2 separate regions of the Homo sapiens genome follow, and region 2 is linked to region 1. A link is an interaction called in ENCODE POLR2A ChIA-PET data of the cell type or tissue named here. Cell type or tissue: GM12878. All regions are shown on one strand. Links, peaks and the distances in the headings refer to the core of each region. The heading gives the core; the rest is flanking DNA.

Region 1 (15,298 bases), core at 5,416-7,915:
CCTCAGCCTCCCAAAGTGCTGGGATTACAGGCATGAGCCACCGCGCCCAGCCGCATTATACTATTCTTGTAACTTAATTTCAAAATGTAGTTTGAAAAGTGCAATAGTGGGCCAGGCGCAGTGGTTCACGCTTGTAATCCCAGCATTTTGAGAGGCCAAGGTGGGCAGATCACGAGGTCAAGAGACCAAGACCATCCTGGCCAACAAGGTGAAACCCGTCTCTACTAAAAATACAAAAATTAGCCGGGCGTGTTGGCGCTTGCCTGTAGTCCCGGCTACTTGGGAGGCTGAGACAGAAGAATCACTTGAACCTGAGAGGCGGAGGCTGCAGTGAGAGATCGTGCCACTGCACTCCATCCTGGGCGACACACCGTGACTCCATCTCAAAAAAAAAAAAAGTGCAATAGCTCCTGACATTGGTGAAGAATATAAATCTAGTGCAGTGGCACAATCTCTACTCACTTGCAGCCTCCGCCTCCCGGGTTCAAGCAATTCTCCTACCTCAGCCTCCCAAGTAGCCAGGACTACAGGCATATGCCACCACACCTGGCTGATTTTTTGTGTTTTTAGTAGAGACAGGTTTTCACCGTGTTGGCCAGGCTGGTCTTGAACTTGTGACCTCAAGTGATCCGCCCGCCTCAGCCTCCCAAAGTGCTGGGATTACAGGTGTGAGCCACCACGCCCAGCCTCTAGCTACCTCTTAATCACTTATCTTGAGGTTGCACTTTACTGGGACCTCTGGAGAGCTTATAAATGATGCCCCTACTCTTATGAAGCTTAACATCTCTTGAGGAGGGAAGTCCCCCAAATAAGAAGCAGAGAAGATTATATAAGTTCAAGTAGGGGCCGGACTCAGTGGCTCACACCTATAATCTCAGCACTTTGGGAGGCCGAGGTGGGCGGATCTCTTGAGCTCAGGAGTTGGAGACCAGCCTGGCAATATGGTGAAGTCTCGTCTCTACAAAAAAATACAAAATGTAGCTGAGTGTGGTGGTGCGTGCCTGTAGTCTCAGCTACTCGGGAGGCTGAGGTGGGAGGATCGCTTGAGCCCAGGAGGTAGCAGTTGCAGTGAGCCGTGATCATGCCACTGCATTCCAGCCTGGGCGATGGAGTCAGACAGTGTTAAAAAAAAAAAAAAGTTCAACTAGGGAGTTTGAAAATGGAGAAGAGATCAGGAATCAGGATAGGTGGATGAGATCAAGAAAGTCTTTAAAGTAGGACCTGAGCCTTGAAGGTAGGATTTAAATCAGTAGATGATATTTCAGACAGAGTCAACGAACAGTTTGTGTAACTCAGGGAGAGGTTTGTGCAGAGACAGAATAGACTGGACAGAGAACAAATATTGGGAAGTGTTGAAAAACGTGGTTGAGTAGATACAAGGGGCCAGTCTGCAAGTTCCCCAAGGGCAGCATCTAACTAGATCTCATGCAAAGGATTTAATTAAGCCCGGGAGCAGTGGCTCACCCCTGTAATCCCAGCACTTTGGGAGGCCGAGGCGGGAGGATCACTTGAGGTCAGGGGTTAGAGACTAGCCTGGCCAAGATGGCAAAATCCGTCTCTACTAATAATACAAAAATTAGCCAGGCGTGGTGGCGGGCCAGGGACTACAGGCCCACGACACCAGGCTAGTTTTGGTTACGTTTCTTAATGGCTGGGAAAAAATTGCTGGGCACAGTGGCTCACGACTGTAATCCCAGCACTTTGGGAGGCCAAGGTGGGTGGATCGCTCGAGCTCAAAAGTTCAAGACCAGCCTGGGCAACATGAGGAAACCTGTGTCTACAAAAGATACAAGAATTAGCGGGGCGTCGGGGCGCTCTCCTGTAGTCCCAGCTACTTGGGAGGCTGAGGCAAGAGAATTGCTTGGGCCCAGGAGCTCGAGGCTGCAGTGAGCTATGACTATGCCACTGCACTCCAGCCTGGACGAAGAGTGAGACCCTGTCTCAAAAAAAAAAAAAAAATCAAAAGAATAATTCAGGATATGTGAAATTCAAATCATATGTCCATAAGTGAAGTTTTATTGAGCACAGCCATGCTCAACCTCTTACATATTATCTACGGCTGCTTTTGTGCTGTAGTAACAGTTGAATAGTTGCAGAGATCACATGGCCTGCAAAGCCTAAAATATTTATCAGCTGGCGCTTTACAGAAAAAGTTTGCAGCTGGGTGCGGTGGCTCACGCCTATAATCCCAGCTCTTTGGGAGGCCGAAGTGGAAGGATCGCTTGAGCCCAGGAGTTTAAGACCACACTGAGCAACAGCCAGACCCCAGTCTCTACCCTCCTCCAAAAAAAATTAAAAACAATCTGGGCATGGTGGCACGAGCCTATAGTCCCAGATACTCAGGAGGCTGAGGTGGGAGGATCACCTGAGCCCAGGATTTTGAGGCTGCAGTGAGCTGTGATCGCACCACTGCACTCCAGCCTGAGCAACACAGTGAGATCCAGTCTCAAGAAAAAAAAAAAAAAGTTTGCTCACTCCTGACCTAAAGCAATGGTTGTCCACATGGGGCGATTGTGCACAGGGAACATTTTGGCAATGCCTGGAAACATTTCTGGTGGTCACAACTGTGGAGGGTAGGGAGGGCATCCTACTGATATCTAGTTAGTAGAGGCCAGGGATAGTGCTAAATATTCTTTAACGCACATGACAGCCCTCCAGATGTCTGGTCCCAAATGTCCATAGTACTGTGGTTGAGAAACTCTGGATTATAGGACTCTAAGGTGAGTACTTTCTTTTTTTTTCTTTCTGAGACAGAGTTTTGCTCTGTCGCCCAGGTTGGAGTGCAATGGCGCGATCTCGGCTCACCGCAAGCTCTGCCTTCCAGGTTCAAGCAATTCTCCTGCCTCAGCTTCCCCAGTAGCTGGGATTACAGGTACGTGCCACCATGCCTGGCTAATTTTTGTATTTTTAGTAGAGACGGGGTTCCACCATGTTGGCCAGGCTGGTCTTGAACTCCTGGCCTCAAGTGATCCATCCACCTCGGCCTTCCAAAGTGCTGGGATTACAGGCGTGAGCCATTGCACCTGGCCAGGTGAGTACTTTCTAGTACAGGGAAAACTCAGTCCTTAACAAGGGAGCCCACTGACTGAACGCCCAGGTCTTTAACTTTTAGCTCAGGTAGCCTTCACAATGACCATGGCAAGGCAATCACTGATGTCCTCCTTTTCTGGAGACGTTTTATTAAATTTTTATTTTACTTATTTATTTTTGAGATGGAGTCTCACTCTGTCGCCCAGGCTGGAGTGCGATGGCGCGATCTCGGCTCATGGCAACCTCCGCCTCCCAGGTTCAAGCGATTGTCCTGCCTCAGCCTCCCAAGTAGCTGAGATTACAAGCGCGTGCCACCACGCCCGGCTAATTTTGTATTTTTAGTGGAGACGGGGTTTCTCCATGTTGGTCAGGCTGGTCTCAAACTCCCGACCCCAGGTGATCTGCCCACCTTGCTTACAGCTCACAAGTCTGTAGGGCTCCAGGGCTTGTAATTTTCCATAACACCTCAGTGCCTGCCTCTGCTCGGTGACGTCACAAACGTCACAGACGTATTGTCTCACTCGGCTGTCTCCTAGTGTGTGAGCTGCGCAGAGCCAGGCCTATATACATGGATATTTTCTGAAGCCTCCAGGCCTCTGTAAGGAAAGGATGCATGCCCTGATGTCTGCACCCTGGCCCTTAGGAAAACAAAGTTGAAGAAAATTCGTTTTCCTAAGGGCCACCAGAGTTCTTTAAAGTGATGACTCTCTCTCTTGCCTACTTTAATGCTTAGGAGGATGGGAGGCTCCGCTCTCTAGTAGACCCAGGACACAAAATACTCCTTAGTATCTATAGAATGCTTTTTGAGTCATAAAGAATAGTCATATCCATGAATTTTGGGGGATGCTCACATCACAGGATTAAATGAGAGAAGACACGTGGCATAGAGTTCTTTTCCTGCCAGAATTAAAACTCACCTGAATCTTGTTCCGTAGGCTCTGGCGCTCCACATTCTCCATCTAATATACTAAATGATAATCAGCTCAACTTAGTTGAATCCATGCTAATAAAGAAAAAGTGGAGGACTTCCTGCCCACCTCCACCCCAGGTGTTGGGAATTTCAGGCCCAGCTGGAATAAAGTTGGAGGGGGCGGGCACGGGGGATGGCAACCCATCTAGGAAGATTTCATAGGCTGGTGGTGCCTCCCTGAGCCCTTCAAATCACCCACTCAGAAGGCAGCCACCCACTCCTCAGGCAAACCGTGGTGGGCCGCATCACCCAGTGACTTAAGATCAGATCACACAGCCATTTAGCATTTCTTTGAATTTTATTGAAAATTGACATGGACATTAGAAAGGTATCAGGCTAAACAGTGCTGGTTCTGGGATGTTTCTCCTGGAGAATGAAAGCCCCAGAGGGGCAATGACTGGTCACACCTTTGAGCAAAAAGAACAAAGGAGAAGAAAGGAAAAACACACACAGATTCTGGAAAACATGCAAAGAGGCTCTCTCAAGAGACACTGAACAGCAGAATGGTGGTGATGGTGGTAGGGGATATATGAGAATGAGCACACTCACATGGTATTTTGATGCAAGTTAAACCAATGAATTCAAGGCAGATTTACCAACATCAAAGCTCTCCCTCCAGATCCCAGGTTGAGCAGAAACCTCTCTCAAAACCCTAACTGGTCTCGGAAGGTGGAATGGAGTAATTTTGCCCTCACTAAGCTTAAACCCCCTCCCTTCTCTACCTAAGTGTTAGATAGTGGATACATTTTCCCCCTTTGCTGGAATCTATAGAAGGTCTGCGAATGCTGAAGAAGATACAAATGTCACTTGACTTTCTCTTGCATATTCAGAAATGTTTAACAGTGGCTGTAGACAGTCAACCCATCGAACCAGAGAAATGTTTAAAAGAAAAACATAAAACTCAAACAAAACCTTGTGAACAGAACAGTACTTTCATACCCACAGCTGAGGTGTCCTGCCCCAGTCACTTACACTTGGGTGAGTGGTCCTGTAGTTGTTTCTCTGAGGTTACATTTCGTCCATTTTCCAGCTCTGATGGTTCTTTTCCTGCCTTGTTAGTTAGGACAAGACACTTCCATTTAAAATACCATGTGAGTCAGGAAGAGAGCTTCTTGCCTGGACACAGGGACACATGAACACTTGTTGAGTGGTGTGGTGTATGTGTGTGTGCTTGCAGTTTGAGGGGAGAGGAAATTGGTTGATTTCTGATTTGAGACAATATGGAACCCTAACTCTTCTATAATGGCAGTCTTCTCCTTTAGACTTAGTGCAGCTGCTGAAGACAAGATTAAAAAAAGCTGGAAAGGAGAGAGAAAGAGAAAGAAAACATGAAATTAGCCAAAGAAAGAGGACATTCAAAGTAAGACAGGGGGAGGGGAATGGGCAATATTGAGGTAGCACAGATTGTAGTGTGAGAAGACAGGTTAGAAATGGGGGTCATTGCTGGGCCATCACCACGGGGAAATCTGCTGAGAAGGTTTTAAGAACACCACACACCAGTTTAAAGCTTCTTGTTTTAATTAAAAACAAGCACATATTAACAGCCACATGTGAATGCCAAATGATTAAAACAAAAAAACAAAAACAAGAGCCATCTACACTGCAGCTAGGGAAAGCAAACTTCTTGGCTTAAGAGAAGTGAGGGATGTGTGTACGTGTGTGTGTGTGTGTGTGTGTGTGTGTGTGTGTGTGTGTGTGTGTGTGTTTCAGAAAAGCCACTCCAGTCTGGGAAAATAAAAGCACAGACCATTTCTAATGACTGGTTTTGTTTCACCAGAAGTAAACAGAGTACTTAGGGTATTTTTTTTTTAAATAGTAACAGTTGTACTAATTTAAAAGCCTTTTCATTGAAGAAGGAAAAAATCTGTCTACAGTGAGAAAAGCTACCCAATGAAATACACATTTTAATAGGTTGATCAACTTTTTAATTTATGTTCACTCATGGGTTCGATTTTTGTTCACCAAACTTCCCTGATTATAAGGGTCACCTAGGGCACCTGTTACACACAGTCTCCTGGACCCCGTTCCAGCCTTGCAGCATCACTGGGTCATTGGGTTAAGGAGCTGGCCCGGCATGCCTTCGTTTTGCCAGCCCTCACCCAATCCATCTTCAGATGTTTTTCTGTGGAAAAAAACCTCGAGGGTCTTCTAATACTAACTAGTCAGTTACTCTGAACATCAAAAGACCTCGTATCCAGGAATGTAACGTATATAAACAGATTGAATCCCTTTGTGAAACTGATTGGGAGTCAGGAGGCATGAAAATTAGTCTGGCTTCTGCCTCGAAACAGAAGTGGGACCTCGGTCAAGTCCCTTCCCTTCTCTGGGCCTTCATTTCCCCTTACGGAGTAAGTAGGTTATATCGTCTTACTGACTAAAATGTCTCCCTTAATATAAAACTCCTCCTTAGTTTCTGAAGGTCTCTCCAAGGCTGTGTGGGTCTAATACTTTTGAATTATTCAGAGCTTCTCAAGCCTTAACTAGTTAATCTGTACACAAATGCAAATGAGGGCGCCTCCGGTTTGTAATGCAAATAATTACCGGGCGGCGGTGTGGGGAAGTGGTGGTTACCGGTTGGTTGTTTAAGCGTGAATTTCTGGGAAAGCAGCTCTGAAGCTGGACATAGAATCATCAAAGTTGCAAATATGAAGCCTTTCCCAAGGAGACCTGACAGGCCTAACTCAGCATCTCTCTGAGCTACTGGCTGAGTATCTGAGCAGATTTTTTTTTTTTTTTTTTTGGTCGTTGGTTTGTTTCTACCTCCAAGCATATGGTCTTCAAAAAAATACTCCACTGTAACTTGAATTTTCCCAAGAAACTGGCTTGTGCTTTGGCAGCATCACCTTCATACTTGCTCTGGTCACTCACCAATCAATAGAGCACCAAACCTACACAGCAAACCTATATTCTTGCTTTGTCAACAAGAAAAGTGCGTGCATATGTTTGCTTTTCATTTTTTTCTTTTTGCTTCCTATTATGATCTATAATTGAAGTGAGAAATCCCCTTCCCCTTCTCAATACTTCAAAAAGGCCTGGAAATTTGGCATAACCTTGTTTGACTGTGTGCTTTGAAAGTAAGTGATCAAAAAAAGAAACTCTAAAAAAAAAATAGAAGTAGGTGGTCATGGTCAGTGCCAGTGGGGCTGGGAGGCAGGAGCAAGTTGCGGAACTCAAAAAGAAGAAGTGAGCTTGAAGTACATGGCAGGATAGGGGTGGGGGGCCTCGCTGCCTGGCACCCCAAAGGAAAGCTGTCAGTTAAAATAGGAACCTCGGCTTAAAAGGCTAAATGGAGTCCAGTCCAGCTGTAGCGGGGAATACTATTCAGTACACAGCCATGGATTACTGCAAAGGAAGGGCAGAGAGACGGCATGTTAGCCACAGATCATTGCCAGGTCAACTCCATCTCTCACACTGTCACTGGCCAAACACCAAAGGCCACTGTGCCTCATAACCCTGACAAGGGAGGGCTCTCTACTTCACAGAGGTTCCCAAAGCCACTATCAGATGGGACCCATGATAAAAACTTAGGGCTGGAATATTTTTAAACTCTCAACTCCTTAAATTGGAAAGAAAGTTAAGGGCCTTTTCTTCTCTCCGGCCGAGTCTCATCTCTTCTTATTGGGGGATGCATGCAAAATGCATGTTAAAAATCATCATGACATTCACCAAATGAACTAGAAGACTCATCAGAGCAAACCCCCAAACACTTGATTCTTTTGACAGCTCAGTTTTCCAGCCTACAAAGTGGGATTTATTATTCCTGCTACTGGCCTCACCTTATTGGGACAGTATGGAGCCCTTCCGGAAATTACCCCCCGAGATGCTGAAATACCTCACAAGAAGAATTCGGTAAGGCTATCATTCAAGACTCTAGGCTGGTAATAATATTCAGGTTTATTCTCCCTTTTGCATCTGTGGGATACCCAGAGTTAGAGAGAGGGGAAACGTCTGCTATTTTCTTCAGCAGTTGTGTTTTATGGGAAGGGCTTGGTGTAAATAAATGCGTTGCCGATTTTGAGCACAGCTTGAGTGCAGTTACTTCGAGTGAATGAAAACTGGAAAGGGCTGGACTCAAAGGTTAGAAGGAAAAGGCGCCAAAGGCTGTCCTTTTGAAACCCTCTAAGAAATGGCTGTGGCTCCTGAGGATGAGGGTGGGGTGGACCAGGGAGGACTAGTGACTGGGATACAGGAGACCAAGGGGACAGCTGTGCTGATCGGTGGTTACCCAGCCATGGTGGTTGCAAATACCTCAGGGAAACTAACAGCAACCAGAACTGGAACAGGGGAGCTGGTGGGAAAGAGTAGCAGATGGGCCCCCTGACCATGTCACACCTCTGGCAAAGATGTGGGGGAAGACAGGGGGGATGGCTGGGGGTGCTGGGAGGGGGACTGGGATGCAGGATGCATCTGCGAGCCACATGACTGTTGGCTTCTTGACCAGCGGCCAGACATCACCCTCAGATTCTCAGGTTTCTATAAACCTTGGCAGGAAGAGAGGAGAGGGCGCGGGTTGGATTGTATGCCCCCCAGGCATGTTAAGGGGGAAATTAGAGAAAGGGAGGCCCAGCTCTGTTGCGCAGGAAAAGGGTGTCTACAGGAAGCCCAAACTGAAAATGAAAAGAGAAGCTGAGTTAATGAATGGATAGATTAATGTACCAAAAAAAAAAAAAAGTCAGAAGAAAATTAAGTAATGAGGACTAATGGCTAAATTAGAATATAGCTATGTTAGATGGTCTTAAGGTCTTATTGCATTGGCTCCGGGGAACATGCTTTCTCTCTCATACACTCCACACACACTCCCACATGATGGCAGCAGTGGCATTAGCCAGCAAAATAATGATCAACAACCACAAAAATACATTTTATCTTTCTTTCTTTTTTTTTTTTTTTTTGAGACAGAGTCTTGCTCTGTCACCCAGGCTGGAGTGCAGTGGTGCGATCTCGGCTCGCTGCAAGCTCTGCCTCCCGGGTTCACGCCATTCTCCTGCCTCAGCCTCCCCAGCAGCTGGGACTACAGGAGCCCGCCGCCACACCCGGCTAATTTTTTTGTATTTTTAGTAGAGACGGGGTTTCACCGTGTTAGCCAGGATGGTCTCGATCTCCTGACCTCATGATCTGCCCGCCTTGGCCTCCCAAAGTGCTGGGATTACAGGCGTGAGCCACTGCACCCGGCTCTTTTTTGTTGTTGTTGTTGAGATGGAGTTTTGGTCTTTTGCCCAGGCTGGAGTGCAGTGGCCGTGATCTTGGCTCACTGCAACCTCCATCTTCCAATTTCAAGCGATTCTCCTGCCTCAGCCTCCTGAGTATCTGGGATTACAGGCGCCTGCCACCACGCTCGGCTAATTTTTGTATTTTTAGTAGCGACGGGGGTTTCATCATGTTGGCCAGGCTGGTCTCGAACTCCTGACCTCAAGTGATCCACCCGCCTCAGCCTCCCAAAGTGCTGGGATTACTGGCGTGAGGCACTGAGCCCGGCCTATCTCTTCTTAATGACTAGGTCCTGACTAGTGTCCCCCACCACCCACCCCCAGCACCACCACCCACCCCCAGCACCACCACCCAATACCTTGTACAGGAATACCTTCCACAAATCTCTAAGTGGCCTCAGGCCACTGGATAGAGCCCCAGGCTCTAGCCACTGCATTTCCTGTCCCATTGGGAAAGTAGAGGAGGCTGAGGTTTCACCCCAGGAGATCCTTAGAGCTGTCCTAGTCAGCTAACTGGTACTCTGGGGCAAGACCTGTTTGCAGAGCATATGGGGATGATTGCAGAACTCTGTTCTAGGGTCCAGACCACAGTTACCTGAAAATGTGAACTATGGAAACCCATCATTGGTTTGTGCTTAAATAATACTTTGACCTCTCTTCCATGTAAATTTCATTCCTGTGACATAAATACAGCAAGTAGAACTGATCCCCATTTCATATGAGTAGACCAAGAAACACAGAGAAGTCAACAGACTTGCCTGTGGCTGCAAAGAGTCACAGCTGGGCCCAGAGCTGGTGTGTGTGTGTGTGTGTGTGTGTGTGTGTGTGTGTGTGTGTGTGTGTATTTTTATTTCTTTTGAGATGGAGTCTTGCTCTGTCACCCAGGCTGGAGTGCAATGGTGCGATCTTGGCTCACTGCAACCGCCGCCTCTGGGGTTCAAGCAATTCTCCTGCCTCAGCCTCCCAAGTAGCTGGGATTATAGGCACCCGCCACCATGCCCAGCTAATTTTTGTATTTTTAGTAGAGACAGGGTTTCACCATGTTGGCCAGGCTGGTATTGAACTCCTGACCTCGGGTGATCCTCCTGCCTCGGCCTTCCAAAGTGCTGGGATTACAGGCGTGAGCCATCATGCCCAGCCAACTCTCTTAAAAAAAAAAAAAAAAAATAGAGAGATAGGGTTTCACCATGCTGCCCAGGCTGGTCTCCAACTCCTGGGCTCAAGTGATCCTCCCACCTCAGCCTCCCAAAGTGCTAGGATTACATAAGTGAGCCACCTCGCCCAGCTTCCATTTACTCATCTTGCAAACTGGGGATTATTCCTTCTCTACCTCACAGACCTGTTGTAAGTATAAAATGAGATACTATACAAAAGACAAAAACAAAAACAAAACAACAACAACAAAAAAAAACACTTTGGAAAGTAATAAAAGCTATACAAATGCTCATATCTTATTTTTATTCTTTGTCTACTTCCTAGGGGAAGAGTAATCTAAAAAACACTGCAATGGCCTATGTTCTAGGTTTCATGGGAAGGCTGACGTATTTTGATGTGTGTATACTATCCATATACTGTGCACTCCTAAGGACCAATAATGATTGAGGTAGAGTATCTGCAACGATGTAGGGGGTCACAAAGGAATCGCTTTTACAAATGCAGAGAGCTATAAGTAGTGCCTCAAGCAATTTCAAAATGTGGAGGCACAGTAAGCCTCACTCTGCCTGCATTCTAGGTGGCCTTCGTGATCCACCCCTTGAATGAGGGCTTTGAGGAGGGGGCGGGTTGCCTTTGCTGCTTTCAGATCCTGGGGAGCCAAAGCCTCCCCTGACTCGTTGGTCTGAAATTGCTTTCGTGGTCTGCCAGGGAGAATCCTGCCAGGAAGAGCCAACCTACTTGGGGTTGGGGTTGGCTGTTCCAGCTGTTTACCAATTGCCTCTCACTTGTAAAGTGTAGCTTTAATTATAGTTTTGCCAGAATTCATTTTAGGAATGGCCACTAACAATGATTTACTTGGGGAAACCTGTAAGCAACTGTGTCAAGCCACGTGCAGTGAAACCTGAATTAACTGAAATCTCATTAACTAGAATACATATTTCCTGCTCACCTCATTAAAAATGGGAGAACAAAGAACATAACACATGAACTGAGTTCCTATTACATGTCAGACACTTCACTACGCACTGGAACTACATACAGTGCAAAGAATGGACAGGCATTCTAGGAACTGACTGTCTTCCTAAATGGAAATCTGCTGTTTAATTCCAGTCAACTAGCAGGGGCTCCAAGACTTGCTGTTAAGCCAGACAGTAAATCAAGTCACTGTTCTTTTAAGATTGTTTCCTTTGGCCCGGTTTCATGGGCCTTATGTTGCAGAAACCTCTATGGACTTCCTCTTCAGGATTTGCTTCCAAGCAGGATGTTTTGCCAGCTGCCCCGAGTCCCCAGTGCAATAGCTGCGGCAATCAGTTTGGTGACTAACAGCAGGCTCTCCATTTAAATCATAAACTACATGGGTGAGTGGGGAAAAGTCTTCTCTATATTTTATATTCCCTGATCCAAACAAACCAAATGTAAAAGGGCATTTATGAGACAACCGGGATGTTTCAAACACTGACTAGACATTTCATGTTAATGAATTATTGTTCATTTTGTAGGTGTGATAATGGTGGGGTTGTGGTTATGTTTTTTTAAAGAATCATTATCTCTTGGAAATATATACTAAAGTATTTACAGATAAAATGATATAGTTTTGCTTTATAATAATTCAGCAGGTCTGTAGTAATTGATGAAACAAGATTAGGCATATGTTTATGGTTGCCTGGGGGCTGAACTGTATTATCCTCTTATTTTGCTCATGTTTGAAAGTTTCCACGGTAAAGTTTAAAAAAAATAATAATAACCCTTCATCGGGCGCGGTGGCTCACGCCTGTAATCTCAGCACTTTGGGAGGCCAAGGTAGGCAGATCACCTGAGGTCAGGAGTTTGAGACCAGCCTGGGCCAACGTGGTGAAACCCGGTCTCTGCTAAAAATACAAAAATTAGCCAGGAATGGTGGCACATGCCTATAATCCCAGCTACTTGGGAGGCTGAGGCATGAGAATTGCTTGAACCCAGGAGGCGGAGGTTGCAGGGAGCTGAGGTTGTGCCACTGCACTCCAGCCTCGGTGACAGAGTGAGACTCCGTCTCAAAAAAAGAAACAAACAAACAAAAAAAACCCTAATTATGTTAAATTAAAAATGTTTGTATTTCCTTTCCATCCACTACCTGAGTCTAGTAGAGGAGATAGAAGGTCCTTAATCCCTGCTTTCAGTCTCCCTATAAACTATGTGAAACTTTATAAACTTCTATTAACACAACATCTAGCACTCAGGAATCCTTACCTGCTGATCTCCTTATAAGAGGTTTTCATGAAGCCAGTACTTGTAGGATTAAATGTAAGGAATTCTCTATAATTTCTAAGATCTCTTCATTTTCCTCCGCTTTTATTATGGGTTTTTTTTTTTTGTTTTTTTTTTTGTTTGTTTGTTTGTTTGTTTTTTTGAGACGGAGTTTCGCTCTTATTGCCCAGGCTGGAGTGCAAAGGTGCGATCTCGGCTCACTGCAACCTCCGCCTCCCAGGTTCAAGCAATTCTCCTGCCTCAGCCTCCCGAGTAGCTGGGATTACAGGCATGCACCACCACGCCCGGCTAATTTTGTATTTTTAGTAGAGACAGGATTTCTCCATGTTGGTCAGGCTGGTCTCGAACTCCCGACCTCAGGTGATCCGCCCGCCTCGGCCTCCCAAAGTGCTAAGATTACAGGCGTGAGCCACTGCTCTCAGCCTTATTATGGTTTTGAGGGGTACAGTCAAAGGAAATTTGAGGACTTGAACCCCTCAGATATGAAACTGCCACCAGCGGGAAACAGAGAAGTGAGTTTCCATTGACTCTGGACATTCTCAAACCTGATGCAGGGGGATGGGAGAGGGTTGATGCTGACTGTGACATTGCAGGACGGAGCTTGTGAAACCCAGTTTCTCTCATCACCACGGTTTCATTAATTTTGAAAATAATGGTTATAGCTCCTTTTGTTTTTGAGATGGAGTTTCGCTCTTGTTGCCCAGGCTAGAGTACAATGGTGCAATCTCGGCTCACTGCAACCTCCGCCTCCCAGGTTCAAGCGATTCTCCTGTGTCAGCCTCCAGAGTAGCTGGGATTACAGGCCTGTGCCACCATGTCCGGCTAATTTTTTGTATTTTTAGTAGAGATGGAGCTTCACCGTGTTAGCCAGGATGGTCTCAATCTTCTGACCTCAGGTGATCTGCCCTCCTCGGCCTACCAAAGTGCTGGGATTACAGGTCTGTGAGCCACTGCGTCCGGCCCGATTATGGCTCTTTAAGAAAAAAACTTCCCACACTGAAACCTCAAATACTGATCACAGGATCCACCTGTGTTACCCAGCTGTTCTAGCAGCAAAAGTCTGAAAACGACCCCTCACTTTAATCAGGCAGGCAGGCAGGCATTCCACATGTACACCTGAAACCACACCAGACTATTTCTGCATATTATAAGTCACGAGAGAAAACCAGCTAGACCAATGAAGCAGCTTCTTCTACGATTAGATGCTTGTGTTGGGGGTGCGGGATTGGGGGAGATATGTTCTAGAAGCCACTGCCAGTTCTATTTAGAGTTAATCAAGCTTACCAGGACCCTGGGTCTCATGCAGCATGCAGCAAACAGCAGAGTTAACTGTAAAACAGTAAGAGCTGATGAAGATGGAGTGAGCATGAGGGGAAATCAAATATTATGACTTGACACAAACAATGAAGGGTTAGAGGTCAAAGGTGATTAGGAGTAGCAGGAAGGGGAAGTGGGAAGGGTGGACTGGTAGGAACCCCTGAAACACTGATACTCTTTTTTTTTTTTTTTTGAGTCAGGGTCTCTCTCTGTTGCCCAGACTGGAGTGCAGTGGCGCAATCATGGCTCACTGCAGCCTCAACCTCCCGGGTTCAAGCAGTTCTCCCACCTCAGTCTCCTGAGTAGCTGGGATTATAGGCAAGTGCCACCAGGCCCAGCTAATGTTTATTTATTTATTTTTTTTGTAGAGACAAAGGTCTCACTATGTTGCCCAGGCTGATCTCAAACTCCTGGACTCAAGCAATCCTTCGCCTTGGCCTCCCAAAGTATTGGGATTACAAGCATGAGCCACCACGGCTGGCCAGTACTTTCTTAATCTCTTTAGGGGCAGCTAAAGGAAATTCTGAATATGTGACTCTTAGATCCAACCACCATCTCTCAAGAAGAAATACTACTACCACCATTTCTGCCCTCAAAACTCACTACCGTGACTATGGGAGGAGGGTAGCACAGGTCTAACGGTGGCTCTTCCAGAAGTTAACAAATTGCTCATGAAATTACATAAGAAGCCAAGATTCAGGGCCACTTCTGCATCTGGAAGTACAGAAGAAGACAGGTCATTCTGTTAGGCCCTTATTGCTAATATAAGGTGCCACATGCCAGCAGGGTTTTCACCCATTTCAGAATTGGAAAGGGGCACTGTCACCAACCCCAAATATTCCTGAAGAGTAGAGAGGGGTATCTCCCTGTTGGGGTCTCCTGCCTGGGGTGGGAGAAGTCAGTCAGTATGAGGCAACAAGGGGAAAGCTTGATGTAAGAAGAACTTTTACTGAACATCTGAATAGGGAATATTTATAGTTTCATTGTAGCCTGAACAAACCAATTCCTAACTCCCACAAGCAGGCTATGAAACTGCCCCAGGTACTGAGTTAACAAATACCACAGGACTATGAAGGCAGCAGGTTACAGCTGGATGACAAATTTAGATTTTTCTGATCTTAAAAATAGGAATTCATTCCTGCTGGTGCAACTAATACACCATGACAGATAAGTTAATACAGTACAGGGTGTGTCCAAAGAGACTTTTTTCTGGCTAGTTGAACTTTATCCATCAGGTAATACCAAAAAATTTCATTCATCAGTGAATTTGACATATAGTATTAAGATTCAGTAAGAAAAATTTCTGGACTAATTGGTGAAGATGTTCTTTTTTTTTTTTTAGACAAAGTCTCACTCTGTCACCCAGGCTGAAGTG
Region 2 (15,298 bases), core at 5,207-7,706, 110 kb after region 1:
TTGTGATCTGCCTGCCTCGGCCTTCCAAAGTGCTGAGATTACAGGCGTGAGCCACTGTGCCTGGCCAAAAGAATTTATTTTTATTTACTTATTTATTTATTTATTTATTTTTGTGGAGATGAGGCCTACTATGTTGCCCAGGCTGGTCTCAAACTCTCTTAAGCTCAAGTGATCCTCATGCCTCAGCCTTCCAAAGTGCTGGGATTACAGGTATGAGCCGCTGTGCCTGGCCTACACATTTTTTTTTTAATTAGCTGGGGCTGAGCTCGGTGGCTCAGGACTGTAATCCCAGCACTTTGGGAGGCCAAGGAGAGTGGATCATCTAAAGTCAGAAGTTCGAGACCAGCCTGGCCAACATGGTGAAACCCTGTCTCTACTAAAACTACAAAAATTAGCCGGACATGCTGGTGGGTGTCTGTAATCCCAGCTACTCAGGAGGCTGAGGCAGGAGAATCACTTGAATTCGAGAGGCAGAGGTTGCAGTGAGCCGAGATGAGGCCACTGCACTTCAGCCTAGGAGACAGATCAAAACACTGTGTCAAAAAAAAAAAAAAATTAGCTGGGCATGGTGGCATGTGCCTGTAGTTGTAGCTCCTCAGGAGGCTGAAGCAGGAGGATCTCTTGAGCCCAGGAGTTCAAGGCTGCAGTGAGTGCCACTGCACTCCAGCCTGAGTGGCAGAAAAAGACCTTGTCTCAAAAAATAAAAATAAAAAATAAAAAATTAGGATATTAGTTGTATTAGGCCATTCTTGTGTTGCTATAAAGAAATACCTGGAACTGGGTAATTTATATAAAAAAAAAGAGGTCTTATTGGCTCACAATTCTGCAGGCTGTACAGGAAGTGTGGCACTGGCATCTGCTAGGCTTTGGGAAAGCTTTAGGGAGCATTTTAACTCGTGGAAAAAGGCAAAGTGGGAGCAGGTGTCTCACATGGCGGGAGCAGGAGTGAGGAAATAGAAAGGGCAGGGGAAGGTGCCACACTTTACAACAACCAGATCTTGTGAGAACTCACTATCACGAGGACAGCACCAAGCCATGAAGGGATCCACCCCATAACCCAAATACCCCACCAGGCCCCACCTCCAACATTGGGGATTAAAATTCAACATAAGATTTGGGTGGGGACAAATTTCCAAATTATTTCATTAATTAAATAAATCAGGGTAGGGCGTGGTGGCTCACGCCTGTAATCCCAGCACTTTGGGAGGCCGAGGCAGGCGGATCATGAGGTCTGGAGTTCAAGACCATCCTGGCCAACATGGTGAAACCCTGTCTCTACTAAAAATACAAAAAATGAGCCAGACGTGGTGGCATGCACCTGTAGTCCCAGCTGCTCGGGAGGCTAAGGCAGGAGAATCCCTTGAACCTTGGAGGCGGAGGTTGTTGCAGTGAGCCGAGATCACACCACTGCACTCCAGCCTGGTGACAGCGCGAGACTGCATCTCAATAAATAAATAAATAAATAAATAAATCGTGGTGCATTCATACAATAGAATACTGTGTGGCCTTTAAAAATGATAATGTAAATTGTATTTATTGATGTGATTAGATGTTCATGATAGAATCTTTAGTAAAAATAGGCAGTTACTAAAAAGTATGATGGGGCCAGGCGCAGTGTCTCACGCCAGTAATCCCAGCATTTTCAGAGGCCAAGGCGGGCAGATCACCTGAGGTCAAGAGTTCGAAACCAGAGCTGGCCAACATGGTGAAACCCTGTCTCTAATAAAAATACAAAAATTAGCCAGGTGTGATGGTGGGTGCCTGTAATCCCAGTTACTCAGGAGGCTGAGGCAGGAGACTCGCTTGAACCCAGGAGGGGGAGGTTGCAGTGAGCCAAGATCGCACCACTACACTCCAGCCTGGCAACAGAGCAAGACTCCATCTCAAAAAAAAAAAAAAAAATTTTTTTAAAGTATGATAGTAAGATACTAGGTCTTCTATTTTAATAGTATGTAATATTGATATATAAATGCATAAAAAAACTGCAAGGATAAATACAAAGCTATTTACTATGAGTTGTTTTGGAGGTCCTTAATATTTTACTCTACATGATTCTATATCATCTTAAAATTTTGCGAGGCCATGGTGATACACACCTGTAATCCCAGCTGCTTGGGAAGCTATGGTGGGAGGATTGCTTGAGCCCAGGAGTTCGAAACCAGTCTGGGCAACAATAGCAAGACCCACCCCCCTCTTAATTAAAATATTTTTTAAAGTATTTTATGAAGATGTACTCATAAGCTGGGCGCAGCGGCTCACGCCTGGAATCCCAGCAGTTTGGGAGGCTGAGGCAGGCAGATCACCTGAGGTCAGAAGTTCGAGACCAGCCTGACCAACATGGAGAAACCCTGTCTCTACTAAAAATACAAAAAATTAGCCCGGTGTGGTGGAGCATGCCTGTAATCCTAGCTACTCAGGAGGCTGAGGCAGGAGAATCCCTTGAACCCAGGAGGCGGGGGTTGTGGTGAGCCGAGATCGCGCCATTGCACTCCAGCCTGGGCAACAAGAGCAAAACTCCGTCTCAAAAAAAAAAAAAAAGAAAGAAAGAAAGAAAATGTACTCAGGTATCATTGCATAATTGAAGAAGTTTTAAATCAAAAAAAGGAAAAGATAGAATACCAATAGTAAATATGTGTATATGACCATACGTATATGTGCTGTAGGTAAATATACATATAAGAAGGATCAGCCAGGCACGGTGGCTCACACCTGTAATCCCAGCACTTTGGGAGGCCAAGGCAGGTGGATCATCTGAGGTCAGGAGTTCGAGACCAGCCTGGCCAACATGGTGAAACCCCATCTCTACTAAAAATACAAAAAATAGCCAGGTGTGGTGACACATGCCTGTAATCCCAGCTACTAGGGGGTGCTGAGGCAGGAGAATTGCTTGAACCCGGGAGGCGGAGGTTGCAGTGAGCTGAGATTGCGCCACTGCACTCCAGCCTGGGCAACAGAGCGAGACTTGTCTCAAAAAAAAAAAAAAAAAGCATCTGGCCAGGAGCAGTGGCTCACCCCTGTAATCCCAGCACTTTGAGAGGCCGAGTCAGGCGGATCACTTGAGGCCAGGAGTTGAAGACCAGCCTGGCCAACATGGTGAGACTTCGTGTCTACTAAAAATACAAAAGAAACTAGCCAAGCATGGTGGTACGTGCCTGTAGTCCCAGCTACTCTGGAGGCTGAGGCAGGAGAATCACTTGAACCCGGGAAGCAGAGGTTGCAGTTACCTGAGATCACACCACAGCATGCCAGCCTGGGTGACAGCAAGATCCTGTCTCAAAACAAAACAAAACAAAACAAAAACAAACAAAAAAAAACAACTAATATGAAGCTCTTAACAGTAGTTGTTCTGGATTGGAGGATTATGGATGATCTTTATGCTCCCTTTTTGCCTGTCTATATTTTCTATAATTAGCATATATTACTTTTGTAATAAGAGAATGTAATCAAGTATATTTCATTTTGAGAAAACATTACAGTGAGAAATAAAGGCCAGGAGAGAAGGACTACTCATGCTGGCTAGCCAGCCCATTATCTCTCAGTAAAGCACACCTACGTGGGAGGCCACATTTTAATCAAGAAGTTGCTTAGTGACCACAGAACCAGAGCAAAGTGCCTAGCTGGATGGCTCTAATGTCGAAAGACAGCAAGCAATGATAGCCTGATGTATCATCTCCACTGCAGTGCTAACCTGCCTGCCCTGAATGCAGACTTTAAAACACCCCAACACACCTAAAGCACCAAGAACCTGCCCTAAGATTGTTTGATCGCATTGCCCTGGATCTTCCTTGCTTGTGTATGACTTACATTCGCCTGACTGTGTCTCTGGCTGACAATAAACTCTCAGCTTCATAGCCTAGCTTTGCATCCGTTTGTGGTCTGGTGTCTGACTCTTTGTTTTAGCATTTGCCCTTGGTCTCCTTGAGGCTTAATTTGCAGCTTCTCTCTAATGAATTTCAGTTTGGACTTGCTCCTTGACTCATCCTGCTAAGCTCCTCTAGTTGCAGGAGCCCGGGTAGGGGCCCTGCCTCTCCTTGTTCCACTGCTGGGCAGGGGTAGGACGTGGGGATTCAGACTTACACCTGACAAGGCTAACTTCAGACACATTTTTTCTTTAGCTTATAACTTTCAGTTAACTTACGATCAATTCTTTTTTTTTTTTTTTTAAGACGGAGTCTCGCTCTGTCACCCAGGCTGCAGTGCAGTGGCGCAATCTCGGCTCACTGCAAGCTCCGCCTCCCGGGTTCACGCCATTCCCAGTAGCTGGGACTACAGGCGCCCACCACCGCGCCCAGCTAATTTTTTTTTTTTTTTTTGTATTTTTAGTAGAGACGGGGTTTCACCGTGGTCTCGATCTCCTGACCTCGTGATCTGCCCGCCTCAGCCTCCCAAAGTGCTGGGATTACAAGCATGAGCCACCGCGCCTGGCCTTTTTTTTTTTTTGAAACAGAGTCTTGCTCTGTTGCCCAGGCTGGAGTGCAGTGGCGCGATCTTGGCTCACTGCAACCTCCGCCTCCCGGGTTCAAGCAATTCTCCTGCCTCAGTCTCCCAACTAAGCTGGGACTACAGGTGCACGCCACAACACCCAGCTAATTTTTGTATTTTTAGTAGAGACGAGGTTTCACCACATTGGCCAGGCTGATCGCGAACTCCTGACCTCGTGATCCGCCCACCTCAGCCTCCCAAAGTGCTGGGATTACAGGCGTGAGCCACCGTGCCTGGCCTTACAATCAATTTCTTATTCTTGGCCCGGCACAGTGGCCCACATCTGTAATCCCAGCACTTTGGGAAGCCGAGGAGAGCAGATCACCTGAGGTCAGGAGTTCGAGACCAGCCTGGCCAACATGGCAAAAATCCATCTCTACTAAAAATACAAAAATTAGCTGGGCGTGGTGGCACTCGCCTGTAATCCCAGCTACTTGGGAGGCTGAGACACGAGAATCGCTTAAACCCAGGAGGCGGAGATTGCAGTGAGCCACGAAGAAAGTGCAGTTATGATGGGGAAGAGGGAGAAACCAGTGGCTGAAGAGGGGCATAATGGGGTTGAGGTGGGGGAGTGTTGGTTTTGTTTTTCAATAGTCTGGAGCAGGCTTTGAGGCAAGCTAGTTTCAAAGCAGCCTAGGGTGGTGGAAAGGGCTTGAGTTTTTCCTCATCTTGACCATGACAAGCTTTCCTCAGCTTGATCTCATCTCCGCCAGGTGGCAGGGCAGCGAGAGCCCTGGCTCAGGAGCCAGACTGCCTCCGCTCTTAGCCCAGCTCCACACTCCACAGCGTGACTTTAGCCCAGTTATTTGTGCCTCAGTCTTCTTTCAAATGGGCATAATAAGGGTACATACTCCATAGGATTGTCGACCTAAAAAGAAGCAGCTTGGGCAAAATTAATGTAAGTAGAGAGTTTATGTGGGCCAAGCTTGAAGATTGCAACCTGAGAGCAGAAAGTCAAGTTTCCCTGAATGTACACTTCAATTACTAGCAGTTACAGGTGGAGTTTTGAAGGCAAAAGTAGGGGACAAGGAGTGGACTGATGCAAAGTTGTTTGTCAGGAATTCTCATTGATTTACAGAAATAACATTGTTAAGCTACAGACTGTGGGTTGTAGTGTCTGGTGTGGCATTATTGGGTTAATTTATAGCTATTTATGGCAATAGCAAGCAATTTCAAGAGATGAATACACAGTTCAAAGTGGGGAGTAGGGCCTGATTTCAGTCTCATTTTAATGTCTCTCCCGGCCTGACCTGCATTCCTCAGATAAAAATTCTTTTCTCGGGATCATTGTAAGAAGGGAGATAGCTCCCAGCCTGGGCAACATGGCGAAACGCCGTCTCTACAAAAAATACTAAAAAATGAGCCAGGCATAGTGGCAAGTGTCTGTGGTCCCAGCTACTCGGGAGGCTGAGGTGGGTGGATTACTTGAGTCCAAGAGGCAGAGGTTGCAGTGATCTGAGATCGCACCCCTGCACGCCAGCCTGGGAGACAGAGTGAGACCCTGTCTCAAAAAAAAAAAAAAATTGCTCATGCAAAGATGCAAAGTACTTAGAACTGTGGTTGCCTGGCATGGCACATAGTAAGTACCTGCTAGGTGTGAACCGCTATTGTTGTTGCTAGCTATGTGGCCTTGGGCATGTCACTTAACCTCTCACTTTGTCATTCAACCTCTCATTTAACTTCTCATCATTCATCACTTGATTAAGGATTCAAAGTGCCTTTGCCCGTACTAGGTATTCAGCAACACTCAGTTCCCTTGGTTCTTTATATGGTAATAATAGTATTTTACATATGAACACTTACTACACTCCAGGCAGCTCATCTATTACCTTCATCATCCTAGTTAATTATCAAGACAACCATATGAGGAAGTGACATTCGGAAGCAGGTATCCCTAGTTTACAGATGAGGAAACCAGGGTCAAATAGATTGCGATTGGCCCAAGGGCGTATACGAAATGGCTGAGCTGAGATTTTACAATCCTATTTCTTTTTCAAATACTGACACTGGAGTGGGTGATGACCAGTTGTTACTAAATCCAGTGGCTAATCCTTTATTGCTACATGGTTTAAACCGATTGTTGCTGCTAGCTGATGATGAAAGGCTTTGTAGCCTTCCTCCGAGTGGGAACACTTTGCTGCCCCCTTGTGACTCACCAAGTTTCTGCCTCCAGGTTCCCCGTTATTTGAAAAAATAAACAAATAAATAAAAGGCCCGGTGCTGCGACACACGCCTGTAATCCCAGTACTTTGGGAGGCCGAGGCAGGCGGATCATGAGATCAGGAGTTCGAGACCAGCCTGGCCAACACAGTGAAACCCTGTCTCTAATAAAAATACAAAAATTAGCTGGGCGTGGTGGCACGCACCTGTAGTCCCAGCTACTTGAGAGGCTGAGGCAGGAGAATTGCTTGAACCCGGGAGGTGGAGGGTGCAGTGAGCTGAGATTGCACCACTGCACTCCAGCCTAGCAACACAGCGAGACTCTGTCTCAAAAAAAACTTTTTTTTAAAATTAACTATCTTTTCTGGTACAGTAATTTCCCTCCAGAAAAGGTGTTGAGGTGTTGCCTGGGAGAGGCAAGGGAAACATGATTGGAGTTGAATTTTGTTTTGTTTTGTTTTGTTTTAATATAGAGGAGAAAATATAGGTGTCTCTCTTTTTTATTCTTTCTTTCTTTTTTTTTTTTTTTTTTTTTTTTGAGATGGAGTTTTGCTCTTGTTGCCCAGGCTGGAGTGCAATGGTGCGATCTTGGCTCACTGCAACCTCCACCTCCTGGGTTCAAGCGATTCTCCTGCCTCAGCCTCCTGAGTAGCTGGGATTACAGGCATGCGCCACCATGCCCAGCTAATTTTGTACTTTTAGTAGAGACGGGGTTTTTCCATGTTCGTCAGGCTGGTCTCAAACTCCCGACCTCAGGTGATCCGCCCACCTCAGCCTCCCAAAGTGCTGGGATTACAGACATGAGCCACCGTGCCCGGCCTAAATATAGGTGTCTCTTACAGCAACTAGGGGCTTCACAAAGGTGGCGACAGTGGGCTCTGGTCTTGAGGGATGACTAAAAGTTTTCCAGGCAGGCTAGGAAGGGGAAGGACATTCTGAGCAGAGGGAACAGCATGGGCAAAAGCACGGAGATGTGATGGAGCATCTCGGGATTTTAAGCGAGGAGAGCAACATGCTTAGATTCATTCATTCTCTGATTCAACACATATGTGTCACATACTGTGCTGGGTGGTGACAATGACGGTAGTGAAAAACACCAAGTCCCTAAAATTATGGAGCTTACTTTCTAGGGAGGTAGATTTGAAGCAAATGCAAGTACGAGATGCCTCTGGATAAAAACAAAGCAGGGGATGGGAACAGAGAGGGACCAGAGGGTGTTATTTTCAACAGGGTGGTCAGGGAGGCCTTCCCTGAGCAGGTGACATTGGAGCAGGACTGAATGAAGTGGGGGAGCCTGCTTCATGAGTGAACTGGGAAAGATCACACGAGGCAGAGGGAACTACAGGTGCAAAGGCCCTGAGGTGGGAGAGTGTTCGGTGTGATCAAGGAGCCAGAGGCGGGGTGGTGGAGGACTGGAGCATCCTCAGTGCAGGTCGGGGTGGGGATGAAGTTGGTAGGAGAGGGAGGAGGTGAGATTGCAGAAGACTCAGTCATGTTTTCATGGAGGACCTTGTGAGCCATGGCAAGGAGTGGGGATCTCATTCTAAGAAGGGCAGGAAGTGTTTGCTGAGACTGTGTTGAGATGTGAGAGGAAAGAGAGGCATTTAGATGGCTGGCAGATTTTCACCCAAGCAACTAGGAAGACTTCACTATGGATGGGCTAAGTTTGAGAAGCTTATTAGAGCTCCAAGGGGAGCTGTCAGCAGGCTGCTGGACAGCAGCTGGATCTGTGTGTCTGGAATTCAGAGGAAGGATCGGAGCAGCAGGCGTCTGTGCAGAGGGGTCATTGAAAGACCTGGATGAGATGAGATTCTCAAGGGAGCGAGTACATAGAGACAAGTGGACGAGGTCCGAGCCCCATGGCTCCCCAATCTCCAGACTCTAGAGGATGGAGCCAGCAGGACCAGCAGAAGGAAGGCACTGAGGAATGACTGACTGGCTAGGGAGCTCAAAGGAAAACCAGGAGAGCTGGGTGTCCCAGAAGCCAAGGGAAGCAGGAGTTGCAAGGAGGATGGGGTGATCGACAATGTCCAATGCTGCTGAGAGGGTCCAGTAAGGTGAGGACTCAGACCCAACTGCTGGATTTGACAGCATAAAGGGAGGGCATGGATGACCTTGGTACACTCTAGCTTCATGGGCATGTGATCTGTGTAGTGGGACAGGGCCCCACTCTTAGCAGGGTCCTGCAATTGGTCTAATGCACTTCTGAGACCCTGTTGAATTTTTTTTTTTTTAAGACAGAGTCTCACTCTGTCGCCCAGGCCGGAGTGCAGTGGAGCAATCTCAGCTCACTGCAACCTCCGCCTCCCAGGTTCAAGCGATTCTCCCGCCTCAGCCTCCTGAGTAGCTGGGATTACAGGCATGTGCCACCAGACCCAGCTAATTTTTGTATTTTTGGTAGAGACAGGGTTTCACCATCTTGGCCAGACTGATCTTGAACTCTTGACCTTGTGATCCACCTGCCTCGGCCTCCCAAAGTGCTGGGATTACAGGAGTGAGCCACCGTACCCAGCCCTGTTGAAATTCTTAATACCTTTCTGCAGTGAGTTGAATATGGAACCTCTCTCAAAACATATATCCATCCAGAATGTGACCTTATTTGGAAAAGGGGTCTTTGCAGATGTAATTAAGGTAAAAATGTTATGACGAGATTGTATTGGATTAGGGCAAGCCCTAAATCCAATGACAGGTGTCCTAATAAGGGAAAAGAAAGGGAAAAGACACAGAGAGGTGACATAAAGACATAGGCAGAGGCCGGGCACCGTGGCTCACACCTGTATTCCCACCACTTTGGGAGACTGAGGTGGGCGGATCATCTGAGGTCAGGAGTTCGAAAACAGCCGGGCCAACATGGTGAAACCCCGTCTCTACTAAAAATACAAAAACTTAGCCAGGCGTGGTGGTGGGTGCCTGTAGTCCCCGCTACTCAGGAGGCTGAGGCAGGAGAATGAAGTGAACCCGGGAGGTGGAGCTTGCAGTGAGCCAAGATCGTGCCACTACACTACAGCCTGGGTGAATCCATCTCAAAAACAAAAACAAAAACAAAAAACAAAAAACAAAAACAAAACAAAAAAAAAATTAGCTGGACGTGGTGGCACATGCCTGTAATCACAGCTACTCGGGGGGCTGAGACAGGAGAATCACTTGAACCCTGGAGGCGAAGGTTGCAGTGAACTGAGATCGCGCCACTGCGCTCCAGTCTGGGCGACAGAGTGAGACTTTGTCTCGAAAAAAAAAAAAAGACAAAGGCAGAGATTGGAGTGATGCATCTACAAGCCAAGGAGCATGAAGGATTGCTTGCAGCCATCAGAAGCTTGAAAGGAGGCCGGGTGTGGTGGCTCACGCCTATAATCCCAGCACTTTGAGAGGCCAAGGCGGGTGGATCACTTGAGGTCAAGAGTTCGAGGCCAGTCTGGCCAATATGGTGAAACCCTGTCTTTACTAAAAATACAAAAATTAGCTGGGCGTGACAGCGCATGCCTGTAATCCCAGCTCTTCAGGACGCTGAGGCAGGAGAATCGCTTGAAGCTGGGAGGCGGAGGTTGCAGTGAGCCGAGATCCTGCCATTGCACCCCAGCCTGGGTGAGAGAAAGACTCTGTCGCAAAAAAGAAAAAAAAAAAGAGGCCGGATGCAGTGGCTCACGCCTGTAATCCCAGCCCTTTGGGAGGCCAAGGTGGGCAGATCACGAAGTCGGGAGATCGAGACCATCCTGGCTAACACGGTGAAACCCCGTCTCTACTAAAAATACAAAAAAAATTAGCCGGGCGTAGTGGCGGGCGCCTGTAGTCCCAGCTACTCAGGAGGCTGAGGCAGGAGAATGGCATGAACTGGGGAGGTGGATCTTGCAGTAAGCCGAGATCGCACCCGTGCCACTGCACTCCAGCCTGGGTGACAGAGCGAGACCACGTCTTAAAAAAAAAAAAAAAAGGCCGGGCGCAGTGGTAATCCCAGCACTTTGGGAGGCCTAGACAGGCGGATCACGAGGTCAGGAGATCCAGACCATCCTGGCTAACACGGTGAAACCCCGTCTCTACTGAAAGTACAAAACAATTAGCCGGGCGTGGTAGCGGGCGCCTGTAGTCCCAGCTACTCGTTAAGGCTGAAGCAGGAGAATGGCGTGAACCCGGGAGGCAGAGCTTGCAGTGAGCCAAGATAGCGCCACTGCACTCTAGCCTGGGTGACAGAGCGAGACTCCGTTTCAAAAAAAAAAAGTGTTCACATCCAAGTTCTCATTTGATCCTTCCAAAAGGCCTATGAGGTAATAAAGTAATTCCTTTCATGTCCATTTTTCAGATGACAAAATGGAGGTTCAGAGAGGTTAAGTAATCACTCAAGGTCACACAGCCAGTGACCAGCAGACCTAGAACTCCGATCACAATAAGATCTTTACCCCTCTTCGTGGCTGCCCATTTTAGCCAGCTTTTTTTTTTTTTTTTTTTTTTAGACGAAGTCTCACTCTAGCCCAGGCAGGAGTGCAGTGGCATAACCTCAGCTCACTGCAACCTCCACCTCCCGGGTTCAAGCAATTCTCGTTCCTCAGCCTCCCTAGTAGCTGGGATTACAGACACACAGCATCACGCCCAGCTAATTGTTGTATTTTTAGTAGAGACGGGGTTTCACTATGTTGGCCAGGCTGGAACTTTTGGCCTCAAGTGATCTGCTTGCCTTGGCCTCCAAAAGTGCTGGGATCACAGGTGTGAGCCACCTCACCCAGCCTTTAGCCAGCTTTTGACGCACAACGAGTGGGGGTAGCAAATTCTTGGGCATGTCCGCTTACAAATGTGGAACCCAATGTTTCTATGTGGGGTGGTGGTGGGGAGGTGGCTGCTCCTCTAGCAACAGTGATCCAGGCCAGCCCTTGGCAGGACTTCCTCACCAGAGTCGGCTGCAAAGCCAGCCAGCTGGCAGCCGGCCAGGCTCATAGAGTGAACCCACTTGGAGCCGAGAGCCCCACAGAGGGCACAGCAGGGGCATGAGGTCCAACAAACTCAGGCTGTGTGTGCTTCTGCCCCAGAGAATACAACGGCACTGGGAGAGACAGCAGCCACAGCTTCCCGAGAAGCACTGGAATCCTAGGAGCGGCTGCCGGGCAGGGGCAGGCAAGGCAGACAGATGGAAGAGTGCCCAGGCTGCATCATGGTAGCAGTTTGAGGTTCTGTTGAAGGAGGGAAGTGACAAGCTGGGCTGAGTGACAGGCATGGATGAGAGGGCAGACCAGGCTCTGGAGAAAACAGCACATGAACCCATCTTTAGTGACAGTGAACTGAGCAGAGAAATGTCACTTTCAGGCCTGGAAATGGCCAGGGAGGCATAATAGTGACTCCTGCAGGGGGCTTCTCCTCAACCGGGAGCTGGGCGTCCAGGGCAAGGTGGCCAGGCTTGTGCCATCTCAACTACTTGGGAACAAATAGACTTGGCACTCTATGTTTAGCCACCAAAGTCAAGACCAGGAGCCCCGAAGTCCCATCCCCCAAGGAGCTGAGGAGCCCAGATGCTAGAAAGAGGGCCACAGGATGAGCAGGGCCAGCAGCTGCCTGGCAGGACATCTGTCACAGCCCATTGGGCAGCAACCAAGAGGAGTGCGGAGGCTACGCGGCCCCATTTGCTGAAGGGGAGGGCTGCAGACTGCTCATCTGGGAGAGGGACAGATGAACCCAGAGCCAGCCAAGGAGGTCACAGCCCAGTCAGATCACAAAACAAAACAAACCAAACCCAGCTCTCATTAACTGAAGCTTGGCACATGCTGGGCATTGTGTGATGTGCTGTCTTTGGAAGAGCTGCCTTAATTCGTAGGATAGCTAAAGTGTAATTATTATGTGATTACACCTTATTATGTAATTATTAGACAGAACCCACTTGGAGCTGAGAGCCCCACAGAGGGCACAGCAGGGGCGTGAGGTCCAACAAGCTCAGGCTGTGTGTGCTTCTGGCCCAGAGAAGACGACAGCGCTGGGAGAGACAGCAGCCACAGTTTCTCTAGAAACACTAGAATCCCAGGAGCAGCTGCTGGGCAGGGGCAGATGAGGGGGCAGGTGTCATTATCATGACCTCCACTTTATAGATGGGGAAGCTCAGGTACAAAGAAGTAAAGTGCCTTATATAAGTCACGTAGTTAAGTCTTCAGGCTGAGATTCAAACCAGGTCTGTCTAACTTTAAAGCCTGTTTTGTTCACTCTCCCTGGCAGGGCTATTATAACCATTACATGAAATAAAATATGATATTAGTAATAGTGAAGGCAGCCGGGCATGGTGGCTCACGCCTGTAATCCCAGCTAAGATGGGCGGATCACGAGGTCAGGAGATCCAGACCATCCTGGCCAACATGGTGAAACCCCATCCCTACTAACTTACAAAAAAAAAAAAAAAAAAAATTAGCCAAGCATGGTGGCGCAGTCCTGCAGTCCCAGCCACTCAGGAGGCTCAGTGAGGCAGGGGAATCGCTTGAACCCGGGAGGCAGAGGTTGCAGTGAGCCAATATTGCACCATTGCATTCCAGCCTGGCGACAGAGCAAGACTCTGTGTCAAATAAATAAATAATAGTGAAGGCCAGGTGCGGTGCCTCACGAGTGTAATCCCAGCACTTTGGGAGGCTGAGGCAGGCGGATCATTTGAGATCAGGAGTTCAAGAGCAGCCTGGACAACATGGCGAAACCCCATCTCTACTAAAAATACATAACTTAGCCGGACCCCAGGAGGTGGAGTTTGCAGTGGGCTGAGATCGCACCACCGCACTCCAGCCTGAGTGACAGAGCAAGACTCTGTCTCAAGAAAATAAAAAATAAAAAAAAGAAAGAAATGGGCCAGGTGCAGTGGCTCACGTCTGTAATCCCAGCACTTTGGGAGGCTGAGGCAGGCAGATCACTTGAGGCCAGGAGTTCAAGACCAGCCTGGGCAACATGGTGAAACCCCATCTCTACTAAAAATATAAAAATTCACTGGGTGTGGTCGCGGGTGCCTGTAATCTCAGCTACTCGGGAGGCTGAGGCGGGAGAATCCCTTGAACCTGGTTGGTGGAGGCTGTAGTGAGCCAAGATTGTGCCACTCCACTGCACTCCAGCCTGGGTGACAGAGTGATACTCCATCTTAAAAAAAAAAAAATGGCAGGGCGCAGTGGCTCATGCTTGTAATCCCAGCACTTTGGGAGGCCGAGGCGGGCAAATTACCTGAGGTTGGGAGTTCAAGACAAGCCTGACCAACATGGAGAAACCCTGTCTCTACTAAAATACAAAAATTAGCCGGGCGTGGTGGCACGCGCCTGTAATCCCAGCTACTAGGCTACTTGGGAGGCTGAGGGAGGAGAATCGCTTGAATCCGGGAGGTGGAGGTTGCGGTGAGCCGAGATCGCACCATTACACTCCAGCCTGAGCAACAAGATCGACACTCCGTCTCAAAAAAAAAAAAAAAAAAAAAAAGAATCTTCTAACCTAAAAGTTGGAAAAGCCCCTAGAAGTGATGTACTCCAACCCTCTTTTGTATGCAGGAATTCCTCCATGCAGCCTCCAAGAAAATACTGATCCAGTCTCTGCTTAAGTATCTCCAGTGATGAGGAACTTACTATTTCCCAAAGCAGCCATTTACATTTTAAGATTCCTATCATGGTTAGATAGCTCTTAATGGAACTGCGCCAAAATCTGCTTCTTTGTCAATTTCACCCAGGGGACCAGGCTCTGTGCTGTGGGACCACAGAGACGCACAGTAATATCAACTGTCAGGTGCTTTGAAGATTTCAAGCACTCTCCTTTTTTTTTTTCTTTTTTTTTTGAGACGGAGTCTCTCTCTGTCGCCCCAGGCTGGAGTGGAGTGGCGTGATCTCAGCTCACTGCAAGCTCTGCCTCCCGGGTTCACGCCATTCTCTGGCCTCAGCCTCCCAAGTAGCTGGGACTACAGGCGCCCACCATCGCGCCCGGCTAATTTTTTTTTGTATTTTTAGTAGAGACGGGGTTTCACCGTGGTCTCGATCTCCCGACCTTGTGATCTGCCTGCCTCAGCCTCCCAAAGTGCTGGGATTACAGGCGTGAGCCACCGCGCCCGGCCTCAAGCACTCTTTTACAGACCACCCCCCACCACCACTGACCTCACAACACACAGTGAGGAAGGTATTGTCCTCCCCATTGCACCAATGAAGAAATTGAGGCTCAGGGAGACGAGATGACTTACCAAAGGGAGCAGGCCTAGTAAGGTGCAGAACTGTGAATTCAGCTGAGGGTTCCTGAGTCCAAAGCCCACACTCTTTCTACACCTCCTCTCTTCCTTGAGTCCCCTCCCTCTCCCCCATGGGCCAGCTCTTCAGTTTTTTAAAGGCAGCTCTCATGTTCCTCATGAGTCTTCTCCTCCTCAGCTAAACATTCCCAGGGCTTTCAACCATTTCTTATCAGGAGTCCCATCACTCCAAAAGCTGGATGGGCTCCAGAAACTGAGCACAATATTCCAGGTGGAGTCTGGCCGGTCCTGTGCAGAGCAGACCTCTTGTGCCCTCTCCCCTTTGCTCTGGACACTGTACTGCCATTCCTGCAGCCTGTGTTGGTAGGAATCAAATTCCTGTATTGGTAATAAAGTCTCATCAATCTGTCGACTTACTTATTTTTCACTCATAAATATGAATAATTTGCATGTAAGTTTGGTCTCTTGTTCCTTTGCAAAATCTTCAGTCCCCAG

The links. ChIA-PET counts read pairs that join two places held together with the same protein. Peaks named below come from ENCODE experiments on the same cell type or tissue, not always from the same donor. Only the 100,000 strongest peaks of a DNase experiment are listed, where the experiment ranks them.
Region 2: POLR2A ChIA-PET joins it to region 1 with 10 read pairs; 15 of 35 experiments call an interaction of 5 or more read pairs at or near these places.

Annotation. Positions count from the first base shown.
Region 1 is chrX:119,611,445-119,626,742 of GRCh38, forward strand. It overlaps SEPTIN6 (septin 6), which reads right to left. Exons shown (of 11, transcript NM_145799.4): 10 at 13,891-13,935; 11 at 5,501-8,607. The coding sequence ends at 13,932. Among named protein-coding and RNA genes, the nearest start is that of NKRF, 13 kb to the left of the region's middle. In GM12878, for the core only: no CTCF peak of the experiment used is centred there; a DNase peak (open chromatin) is centred at 6,545; H3K4me3 peaks cover 775 bases; H3K27ac peaks cover 2,256 bases.
Region 2 is chrX:119,723,482-119,738,779 of GRCh38, forward strand. No RefSeq gene overlaps it. Among named protein-coding and RNA genes, the nearest start is that of SOWAHD, 27 kb to the right of the region's middle. In GM12878, for the core only: a CTCF peak has its summit at 6,616 (motif pointing left); a DNase peak (open chromatin) is centred at 6,580.